Linked DNA regions of Homo sapiens: region 1 is linked to region 2. A link is a loop called in an ENCODE intact Hi-C map of the cell type or tissue named here. Cell type or tissue: endothelial cell of umbilical vein. All regions are shown on one strand. Each heading gives the region's core, and the rest is flanking DNA. Links, peaks and the distances in the headings are about the cores only.

Region 1 (5,381 bases), core at 196-5,195, 190 kb before region 2:
TTTATCAGCATATTCACTCAACCAACACAACTCTTCCTAGAAAGAAATCTCCTGCTAAGTAAACAAAAATTATAATAATAAAATCACAACAGCTATGAATCATTGTTTGTGCCTCTCTTCAAAGTCTTCAATATCTTGACTACTAGAGAGGTTAGGAAAAAGAAAGAAGTCCACCACTTCATCAAAAGACTCCAAACAAATGACAACATTTCACGAAAACTAATTCTTAGTTTTGTTCCTCTTAAAAAACTAACATTTTTTTTGTTATCACAGTCCCCAGCAAAAATCTGTGCAGTAAACACATTTATTTTTCTATCTAAGCTTTATGAAAATCAATAAAATTTAAACGAAAACCTTATAAAACATTTTTTCTGGACATTTTCTTTCATAAGCTAATGAATTTCCAAGTGTTTTTAAAAGTTCTCCAAATATTCCTGGCAGCTTTTTGGAAATAACAGAATCTTGGAATTATTCCCTGGATTCAGTTCTATATCTGGTTTATAAGTATCTGGAAAGATTAATATATTAAATCAACAGTTTAGCAGCTAGAAATCCATAAATGAAAGGTTTTGCCCTTCCCAATTGTACATGAGTCATTTCCCTCAGCTCTCTGATACATACACATGTTTTATAAGAATTAAATTAAATTAGCTGAAATACCAATATGTCTACCAGACACCAGAGAGGATTCAAAAATGAGAGCACCCTTGCCACCAAGTGGCATTCAGGATAGGAGAGTACAGATAATTAGATGTTTTGCCCAATGTTGACAAAAGCACAAACACATAAAATCATGAGTAACAAAGGATTACACTGGGAAACTGTTTTATCACCTGTTTCAAGACCAAATACTTTCCACATACGTTTGAAGACTCATGATTAGGTAGTTTAAGTATCCAGCCTAGCATCTTTTGGCCAGATTCCCCAAAACATCTATCTCAGAAATAACAACAGCAGTAGGTCATTTGTCGGTTTATAAGCCCATAGGTGAATTGTAAATAGTCCCCTGTTCCCACAATAAGACAATAAAAGAAAGAGCAGGAGGGAGAGGAAGAAAAAGAACAGGAAGGGGAGAAAGATCCAGAGGAGGAAAGGCTGGTAGGTATAAAAGGATAATCAACTCATAGAGAAAGAGAGCAGCTACAGAAGTTGTGTATATATTATACACTTCTAAGCCTAAATTCTGCACTATAAATAACCAGGTTCAGCTTGAATTCCTCCCTAGTCTACTCAGGAGAACAGATCAAGAGCCATCAACAAGTGGGGAGAAAGGCACCACCCTGCCACCAAGCTAGAGGTACACTGGAAATGAAGGCAAAGGCAGGCCCATGCTCCCCATAAGTTCATAATGTGCTGGAAAACAAAGCAGCTTCTGCATTTTCTGAAATAGACTAATCAATTGCTCTTGGTTTGGCCTCTTCAGAGAACTTAAGCTTTTCTGCGTCTCAGTTTCTCCCCTCTAAAATTGGGAAACTAAACTCACCAAGTCATAGTAAGAATTCCTCGTTGTTCCGTTTTATTGAATTTTTCTGGCAAATGGTGTGTAAGGTTACAAATAAAAGAAATCAAGACAATTATAAAATTGCAAGCAAAGGTACAGACTCCTTTACAAAATTGCATGAGTGGCTGAGTTTTCCTTAAGCTTTATCCTAAGTGTGCTGAGTCCATTCCAACAAGGGAGACCTTTCCAAACTGTAATCCTATGTCCTGGAGTCTCCAGTCTCCACATATGGTACAAATCTGGAGAGAATGAGGTCAGCATCCTCGGCACAAGCAGGAAGACTGTGAATATTTTTGACAACCTCAGAAATGAAATGCCTTTGGCTTTTCACTCAAGCATTCCAGAAGCTGCGTCTCTAAACAAGGACATGGCACTCTTCATGGCTGACAGCTTTCAGGAGGAGAATACTGTGAAAAGACTTTCTATTCTTACAGAGAAAAATCTGATGGCTCATGACAGAGGCTGCATCGAGGAGCAGAAGTGGTGCTTACAAGGCCCTCCTATTTGCTTGCCTGCAGTGAAGGGCATTGGCGAAGACAAAAGGTATTTTCCCTTCTGTAATACAGAGAAGCCCATCTGTTATCCTGCCACAGCGCAGTGCCGGGGAAATCCTTCATGAACAAGAACCCTCCTGCCAGAGTTCCCTGGAAACACTCCTCAGATGATCCCGCCCCCACACAGGAGCAACACACTTCTCCCCAGCCTGCCTTTTTGTATTTTTTTCTTTTTATTGCTCCATAGAGCTAAGCAGAGAACAGCGCCTGTGATTTAAAATGAGCAGGAGGGTCTACCTTCAAAGCTGTCAGAATTGTTATTATTATTACTATTTCAGCCCTAGTACATCACTGACTGCCTCAATTCAGATACACACACAACTAAGCATGGTGTCTCAGAGACAAGCTAATGGGAACTAGAAGCTGGCCAAAGCTTTCTGTTTCTATGCTTAAGCATGGATCCGCTAAAGATCACTTGAGAACATGATCTGAATAGAAACAGGGCTTCTAGGGCTGATGGGATGGGCTGCTGCCATAGCCATCTGTCCTGTCAATGGCCAGGTTTCACTGAACCAGAGCCAAAGTGACAGCTCTGGGCGCCCCAGGCAGGAAGGACTTTCCTCTCCCTCAAGCCTCAGAAAGGAGGAGGAAAGAGAGCCAGGCCCAACTGATGATGCAATGGCAAGCCCTTAAAAGGGAGAAATGGTAACTTTGTTTTCTGCTTAGGGCCACCCGAGGCACATTTGGCCTGTGCAGGCATAGGTACGGGCTCTTAGTCTCTCTCTGTAATGCTTCTACACTTATGCCTACAAAACACCCATAAGCTCCTTTACTCCTATGTTTTGGGGATACAGAAACCTCACCACTCCTTTCACTTGTAAAGCTCTACTCTCTTTGTGCTTTTCCTTCAGAGTCAATTCACATTTTCCTTGACCTGATTTGTGCTTTTTGGAATATTGGAGAGCTTTCTGAAATGAATTAGATAAGCACAGATTTGTCTCCAAAGATCAATCTGCTACAATGAGCTTCTGCCTCCTTAGCTGAGGCTAATATCTGACACTTCCCTGTAAAAGTGACAGTGCACTTAGTAATCTGTGGAATGCCTGCACACATGAATTGAAAAGATGCTGGCAGGTCCTTCCCTGACCTTCGTAAGTCATCAGCTTGTTCCGTGATTCATGGTATTGAATGGTGCTTTCTTCTTCCTTTACCTTGCTGTAAATGCTATTAATGATCCAGAGAAGTGAAAGCCCTAAATCTTTTTTCAACAGGAAAACAAGAATGGGACAGTAGCACCACCATTCTCAAGCCTGCAGAACTGCAGGAAAAGAGAAAGTGAAAGACAGCCTGGGTAGAAGGAAAAATGGCCTTTTTACTAACACTTAAAGAAAATGTTATCCTACGTTCATCTGAACTGGAGAAGGAAGTCACGTCACTCACTTTATAATTATCATACAAAACAGGAAGTAGAGTTTTATTCATTTCCTATGGAATCTAATCAATGCAAGCAACCCATCTGGATATTCCAGTAATAAAACCATATGAAAGATTTTCAACATTTTGGCTTCCAGCATTCTGGTTATCTACAAAGATCAGAATAGTTGTATAATGGACAAATCTTCACTTTATTTGATTCTGTGTAGATATAGTCTTTTATACTCCTGAAGGAAAATGCTCTGATAAAAGGATAGAATTCCTTCCTGCATTTATTCTTATTCAAAAACTATAATTTCAGTTCCACCACTGCAACTACAATATATTTTCATATGAGTAGCCAAGACAATCTCCAGCCCTTAGTAGTCTCTGGCATATGACACATAACCTTTTCAAAACTGAAAGAAAGTCCTTGAGTTGAGAAGTCTAAAGAACAGTGTTTCTGTCATGGTGTAGACCAGATTGAGAAAATTCCACCCAAGTGGCAGATCCTTGGAGGTATTTCTCCAAGTCTGTGGAGAAGCATAATTAATGACTGGCTCCTTAGAACACAAAAACAACCACAAAAGACCAAGTGATATGTCGGGGAGAAATGTCCCTTCTGAAATACATAATGAGTAGGAAGAAATGCCAGTGAAACATTTCCAATTCATTAAAATACAAATTTCCTAGTGCAAAGAAATACCTAATACAATAAAATTCAGAGGCTATTTTATATTCTCCCACATTGCTTGCTCTGAAGTGAAAAGAAATAATATTTTCCAAATTTTGACAAGCCTTTTAAATCTTCATTGAATTATCTGTATGCTCCAGGTGAGGAAATAATAAAATCATAGATATGACCCGGAAAAGGGATTTGTGGATCACTTAGCCCAACCTGCTCATTTTTAAAATGAGAAAGAGAGACCCAAAGAAGTGAGGAGACTTAACACAAACCATCAGAGTAGTTAATATCAGGTCCAAGACTGAAACCAGGCCTCCTGACCTAGCGTGCAGCTCTACCAACAGCTCCCTCAGTTCCATTCCAGGCTTCCTCTGAAAACCATCTTACCTCCATCTGCTGGCGCCTGCTCTGCCTCACACGTCAGGCTGGAGAATCAGCAGTGAGCAGAGGGATATCCTCCCCTTGGTCTACATAAGCTGTGTTTATCCTGCAAGGCCTATCTCAAGCCTTCCCTGCCTAGTACAGCCACAGCAGTCGCGCTCTCTCCTGAAGTACAGGTAATGATAGATCTCTTTCCTATTGAGCTCATATTCTGTACTGTCACGTCACTTCCCTGATATTGTCATCACCTAAATACCTACATAATTGTTACCAAAGACTTAACCTTTCTACTTTAACTCCTGTTTTCTTCCTGTCTTCCCTTCTAGACTATAAGCTCTTCTTGTTAAATAAAGAGAGTACTGTTATTTAATGCTTGTTAAGCTATTTCCCTTTTCATGGGTATACGCCTTATCTCTCCTAACCCCCAGTCAGATTTCTAGTTCCATGACTTCAGAGACTGTTTTCTGTCTCACAATTATTAGGGTACATGAGGGGGAGATGGAGTGAAAAGTCAGGGGGGACTGTCAGATGCATATTTTAATACCCTCAAATTTTTTGCAATAGTCCTGAGTTTTTCACCGGCTCTGTACGAATGCTACCAAATTCTACTCACATGTGCGGTGATAGAGAAGTGCCCTTCTCTCAGCCTGGATGCCATGGTGCATAGGTGGATTTTGCACACCAGGTGGCTCTGGAAAGGAACCATGGGCAGCTTCAGAAATGGATGAGTCAGCTCAGGCTACTGGATATCCTGCAGTAGCAGGGCTTCCCCTAGGATGAGCTGGCAACTCCATTCCTTAATCCTGGGAGAGGAGACAGCAGCCACTGGAGAAGGAAAGTAGAAGGGAAGGCTTGGGTGTAGGTCATATTCATCCATTTTCAAGCTGCCGATAAAGACATACCCAAG
Region 2 (5,381 bases), core at 216-5,215:
GGTGTGGCTGAGGACTGAGGAGCAAACATAATAGGGAAGTGGAGGGGAAAAGACATAGCAGTAGCTTTGGATACTGCTTAAAGACACTTTTGGAGGATTCATTTGGAAGGATTATCCTCCAGAAACGTGGGTCCTGAGCACATGTGGTAGCTCCATTTGGTGCCTTGGTTTAATGGTCTGAACATGAAGGATGCCACAGAACTCATTGAGGAAGACCCACTGCTTGTGAGAATCTGTCCAGCCACTTTTCCACCGTGCTCCACTCTCGCAGCCCATGTGACTTGAGGCTTTCTCTATCTTCATGTCTGGGAACTCCAAACACTAATATTTACAGCACATCTCTTAAGTGTTGTCAAAACTGCTTATTGTAAAGGAAAATTTTAAAGAATCTCAGGACCCCCAAACTCCTTATGCAAAAGGAAGGTTAAGCCTGAAGACTGAGTCGTGCAACATCCTCTTGCAAATGAATAGCTGCTACTAGCATTATGCATCAGCCAGATCCTCAAGGAGAGGTGGAGAAGTGAAAGGCCTCAGGCATCTAGGGAGGGCTGTCTCCACAGATCACTCATAAGTAAATTATTTGCTGGCCTCCCATAAACAAGGACATGCCAATTGTAACTGTGGGTCTACAGTCTAAGTCTAGTTCCTAAGACTAAAGTCTGTTATACATATCTTACCAGGTACAGAACAAAGACAAGATGAGGTCAGTCACTTCCTCCATCTACCCAGAAATGTCTGCATTATTGATTCTCCTTTACTCCTTTTTTTCTCTTCAGGGGTTCCCTTTATCCCATGTAAAATGTAGATTCACTGGCCACTAACTAAAGTCTCATAAGAATGTAACTGCCTACCTGTCTCTCTTCCAAATGCCGTAATCTCTTCCAAATTACATAAGAATGTAATTCATCTAACTGCCTACCTGTCTCTCTTCCAAATGCCTTCCCCTGCTTTAAGGAAGTGTATAAATACTGAACTCCTGAAAACCTCTCTGAAAAACAATCAGAGAAGAACATATGTCTATGGCTTATTTTTTCGCAGAATACCCTAAAGCTGGCTTAATAAATCTAGATAGTTGAGACTGTTACAGTAGGTAGCTAGTCAGGTGTATTAGTTCGTTTTCATGGTGCTGGTAAAGACATACCTGAGACTGAGCAATTTACAAAAGAAAAAGGTTTAATTGGACTTACAGTTCCATGTGGCTAGGGAAGCCTCACATCATGGCAGAAGGCAAGGAGGAGCAAGTCATATCTTAACTGGATGGCAGCAGGCAAAAAATGAGGGAGCGTGTGCAGGAGAATACCTCTTTTTAAAACCATCAGATCTCGTGAGACTTACTCACTATCACAGGAACAGCATGGGAAAGATTTGCCCCCATGATTCAATTACCTCCCACCTGGTCTCTCCCACAACACGTGGGAATTCAAGATGAAATCTGGGTGGGGACACAGCCATGAGGCACGAGCAGGGCAAGAGAGGGCTCCCCTAACCACCACCAGGAATGCCAGGCAACCATCAGGTGATGGTCAGGCAGTTTGTCACATGGCCTCTCCAAAATGATAATTGGTCACAGCCTCTGCCAGAGAAAGGCAGTTTCCCATTAGATAAAAACAACTGAAACTGGAGATCAGCAGCTTCCCAATAAGATCTCAGGAATTGGGTGAGTGGGCTCAAACATATGCATTAAGAGGCAAAATGGTGCAAATTAACTGGTATATGACTTTCTGGGGGCATTCCTCTGGAAAACGGAAGACTGCATCAGGTGAGCATGCTTACAACTCCAGTAAACATACTGCACATACTCACCTCCCAAGTGCTAGCAGCACCACACATGTGGGCAGCTCACCCCAAGGGAAGAATCAAGGTAAAAGGGAGGCAAGACACTGGCAGCATATAAAACCCTAAGTCCAAGGTCAAACAGGGCACTTTACCTCCAACATTCCCACTTGACCCTCTTCCAAGTGTACTTTACTTTCTTTTCATTCCTGCTCTGAAACTTGCCTTGGTCTTTTCTTCTGCCTTATGCCCCTTAGTTGAATTCTTTCTTCTGAGGAGTCAAGAACTGAGGCTGCTGCAGACCCACACAGATTATCCAACAGTAACTGTGATATTCACCATTGATAACAAGACTTTTGCCTCAGTCACTCATTCCTGTTATCATAATACGTACATCTATATAGGGTTACCTTTGGCCCTCAAAATAACATACTGCACTTAAGAAATGTCTAAAGCTAACCAGGAAAGGGGAGAGGGGAGGCTTATGTCAGAGAAAAGCGGCTTTCTTTGCAAACTCTTCCCTAAGTAAAGCTCTCTTTAGCATTATCAGGATCCCAAGAGAAGGATCAGATTTTCAGTCATGGTCAGTTTTAACTGAAATATATGTGTCTCAGAGCCAAAGGCATCTAAAGTCCACAACCAGCACCACCCCCAGTCTCTCAGCTAGCCAGAGGTGCATCCTAAAGTGATTTGGGGTTGAAAGAGGAGAGCCCAGACTCCAGGTGCTCCTTCCCCTCAGGGCATCCTTTCCATTTTTTCAAAGGGGTTTTTTTTCCAGTCAAGGCTCTCTCTTAAACTTTTGGGAACGCAGTTCCTCATGTGTAAGACAAGGAGAAGGAATATGCAGTTTCTAAAATTCCTTCCTTCCCTCAAATGGTTTTGAAGAGGTTTCGTTTAAACCACTGAGCTATTTCAATTCATATCAATGAAGCTTATGATTGGTGCATGAAAACACGTACAATATCACCATCTAGCGGATAAAAGGTAGTAATACTAGTGACAATTAATGCAGACAAATGAGTGAACTTTCAAAAGGAGAAAGCAATTATATAGAACTTTCCAGAGAGTATTTCTCAATTTTTTGTAGATTGTAGACCTCTTGGAGAAGTTATGGACCCTCCCACCGCCAAAAATGCGAAATGCATATACCTCAAATTTCTGCACACAATTTTAGACAATATATGACCCTTGAATCATATGCATGGGCCACAGTTTAACAACTTCCACTTTATACATTATTTCAATCACTAGGCAAATGAAAAAGGATCCTATAATCAGCAGGGATCAGTAAATGCTGTAGCACATCTATTGTCTTTAAAAAAAAAAATCTAACCATAATTGAAACCCCTTTCCTATTGTGGAGGTTACTGCATTGTATCAGGGTTGGTGAGAAGTAGGGTTCTACCTGACATGGCAGAAGAGGCCTGCCTGATTTTCTTTGGCCAGAAAAGCACCCGCTTATCTGGTCATTTGCTCCAATCAGACTTTGATTCTTGAAAGGGTGGTGCAAAGATAGAGGGAAGGATGAAAAGTGTTTGAAGAGCTCTATAGTGTCTAATGGCAGCAAAGCCAGGGATAAGGTCCTGGCCTGACCCTTCCTTGGCTAAAATTCCATCTTCCCACACCCCTGCCTATTTCAATATCTAGTTCTTCAATCTCGTTAATTCTGTGAATGGCTTGACATCCTTCCAATAAGTCCCTTTACTGCTTAGCTCAGAATTAATTTACAATGAACTTTTTGATTGACACACATACCAAATTCTTAAAGATGACCAGAAAGATAACTGCCATTAAATATAACATATTTTATCATTAGAATTTTTTGACATCTCACACAATTTTGGAACATATATTAACATTATCCACTAAAATATAACCTGAAGATGATTTAACATCATTTTGGCAATCTCATATACCTAAACCTGTTAAATAATCCTGTTTTTCTCTCTTTTCTGGACACTCCAGGGTCCCTTCTGGAGCCTCCGAAAAGCCAAGTATCACGAAAGACAATTTTGAAACTGAGGTTTGATTTTGGAAAACCTGGTAAATATGTTACAGGTTTAAAATATTGATGTTATGAAATAGAATTCTAGACTACCATAAATTTATTTATTTTGCCAAAATGATGACTCAAAAATTTTAAAAAGGCAAAAACCTTTCATTAGCCTTTACTATTACATGAAAATCCTGTTCAAAGCCAAATTTTACCCTTGCATTAGTTTATTAACGTTAACCCAAATTTTTTGGTAAAGCCTCATAGACAATTCCATCTAATTTTAACCATTTTGACCATGAGGTAAAATTTTTACAAACCTTTTATAACCTTTCTGCTAAAAGGCAGACTAGTTTATTAAGACAAACTTGCTGTATTTTTATTTCAATCCTCAATTTATGAAAAGACCATATAATACCCTTTTGTATTACCCTTTTGAATTTAGTTAATGTTTACACACAGGATTTTTTTGCAAGATTAATTTTACAATATTTCCACAACTTGCTTAAACATTCAGATGTATCTTATCTAATTTAAGACAATCCTTTATTCCTAGGTGAAATTTACATTTCCATGCCTTCTTATAATCTTCTACTAAAGACACATTTTACTGCTTTTACACACCTCATACGTAAATCTATTTTTAGTGGTTTAAGTTACATGTTATAATGATAACTTTTAGCAGTTTTTAACTTTAATGTGAAACCTGGTAAGTTGTTTTGATTATGTACTAGACACAGATAAAGTCACTTTTTCCAGCATAGTTAGGGGTGTGGTTAATTTTGTACGTCCCCAGGCCTTACCAAATTGTAAAGCAGGCAGCTTACAGTCTTGAAACATTTATCAAACCTAGTATCAGACTTATATGATGTAGACCACCCATTTGCATTTTGATGACATTTATATTTTACCAATAATCCCTAAGATTATTTTTATTTCTTAAACATTAAAGCCACTTGCACTGAAAGGCATTATAGCTTTTATATTTGCTTTAAAAAATACTTGATTTAAATGTGTATTTTTCTTTGAGCCAATCAATTAGAGCTGTTTTATAGACATTACACACAACACATATTTAGCTATACAGACAGACAGAAGATTCAGTACTTGTAAGATTTTTCATTTGCCAGTTTCTTAACTGAATTACTGGCTTCAGGGTAGAGCCCTTGGAGGAACAGGGCTAGGAAAGCACTCATTTCTAGGGTCTAATAAGCAGGCACAGCTGAAGGCAAAGACAGATCCCCAAAATTAAGGGTGCCATTTTATACTGGATCCTGGATCCCCAAAAGGAGAGAAATACTATAGAAGAAGATAGTGCAGTGCTTCTACCATGCATTTTATTGCAAGGCAAAGCAAAGCCAATAAGCCTATTTTGTAATCAGCCCATCCCCCATGGGAGTCTCATCTCTTAGTGGGGGTAGGGATGTTTCCATATCTTCCAGGTGGTCAACAGCGTGCTTCTCTGATCCAAATGTGCAAAGAGTCAAGTATCCCTCCATAACTACTAGTAGCCATCCCTTAAAGTATATTTCCTACCTCGTTAGTACACACCAAAGGTCTCTCTAATGTGAAGCAATTTCTGATACTCCCCAAACTCTAAACCGTCAGATAACAC

Evidence for each region. Peaks named below come from ENCODE experiments on the same cell type or tissue, not always from the same donor. Only the 100,000 strongest peaks of a DNase experiment are listed, where the experiment ranks them.
Region 1: it touches region 2 in a loop (2.4-fold over the local background); 2 of 110 quality-filtered maps call a loop at or near these places.

What each region holds. Positions count from the first base shown.
Region 1 is chr5:113,804,270-113,809,650 of GRCh38, reverse strand. It overlaps LOC124901047 (a long non-coding RNA gene), which reads right to left and starts at 3,568. Exons shown (of 2, transcript XR_007058906.1): 1 at 1,484-3,568. In endothelial cell of umbilical vein, for the core only: a CTCF peak has its summit at 3,286; a DNase peak (open chromatin) is centred at 3,290; H3K27ac peaks cover 895 bases.
Region 2 is chr5:113,609,536-113,614,916 of GRCh38, reverse strand. No RefSeq gene overlaps it. Among named protein-coding and RNA genes, the nearest start is that of YTHDC2, 99 kb to the right of the region's middle. In endothelial cell of umbilical vein, for the core only: a CTCF peak has its summit at 2,729 (motif pointing left); no DNase peak of the experiment used is centred there.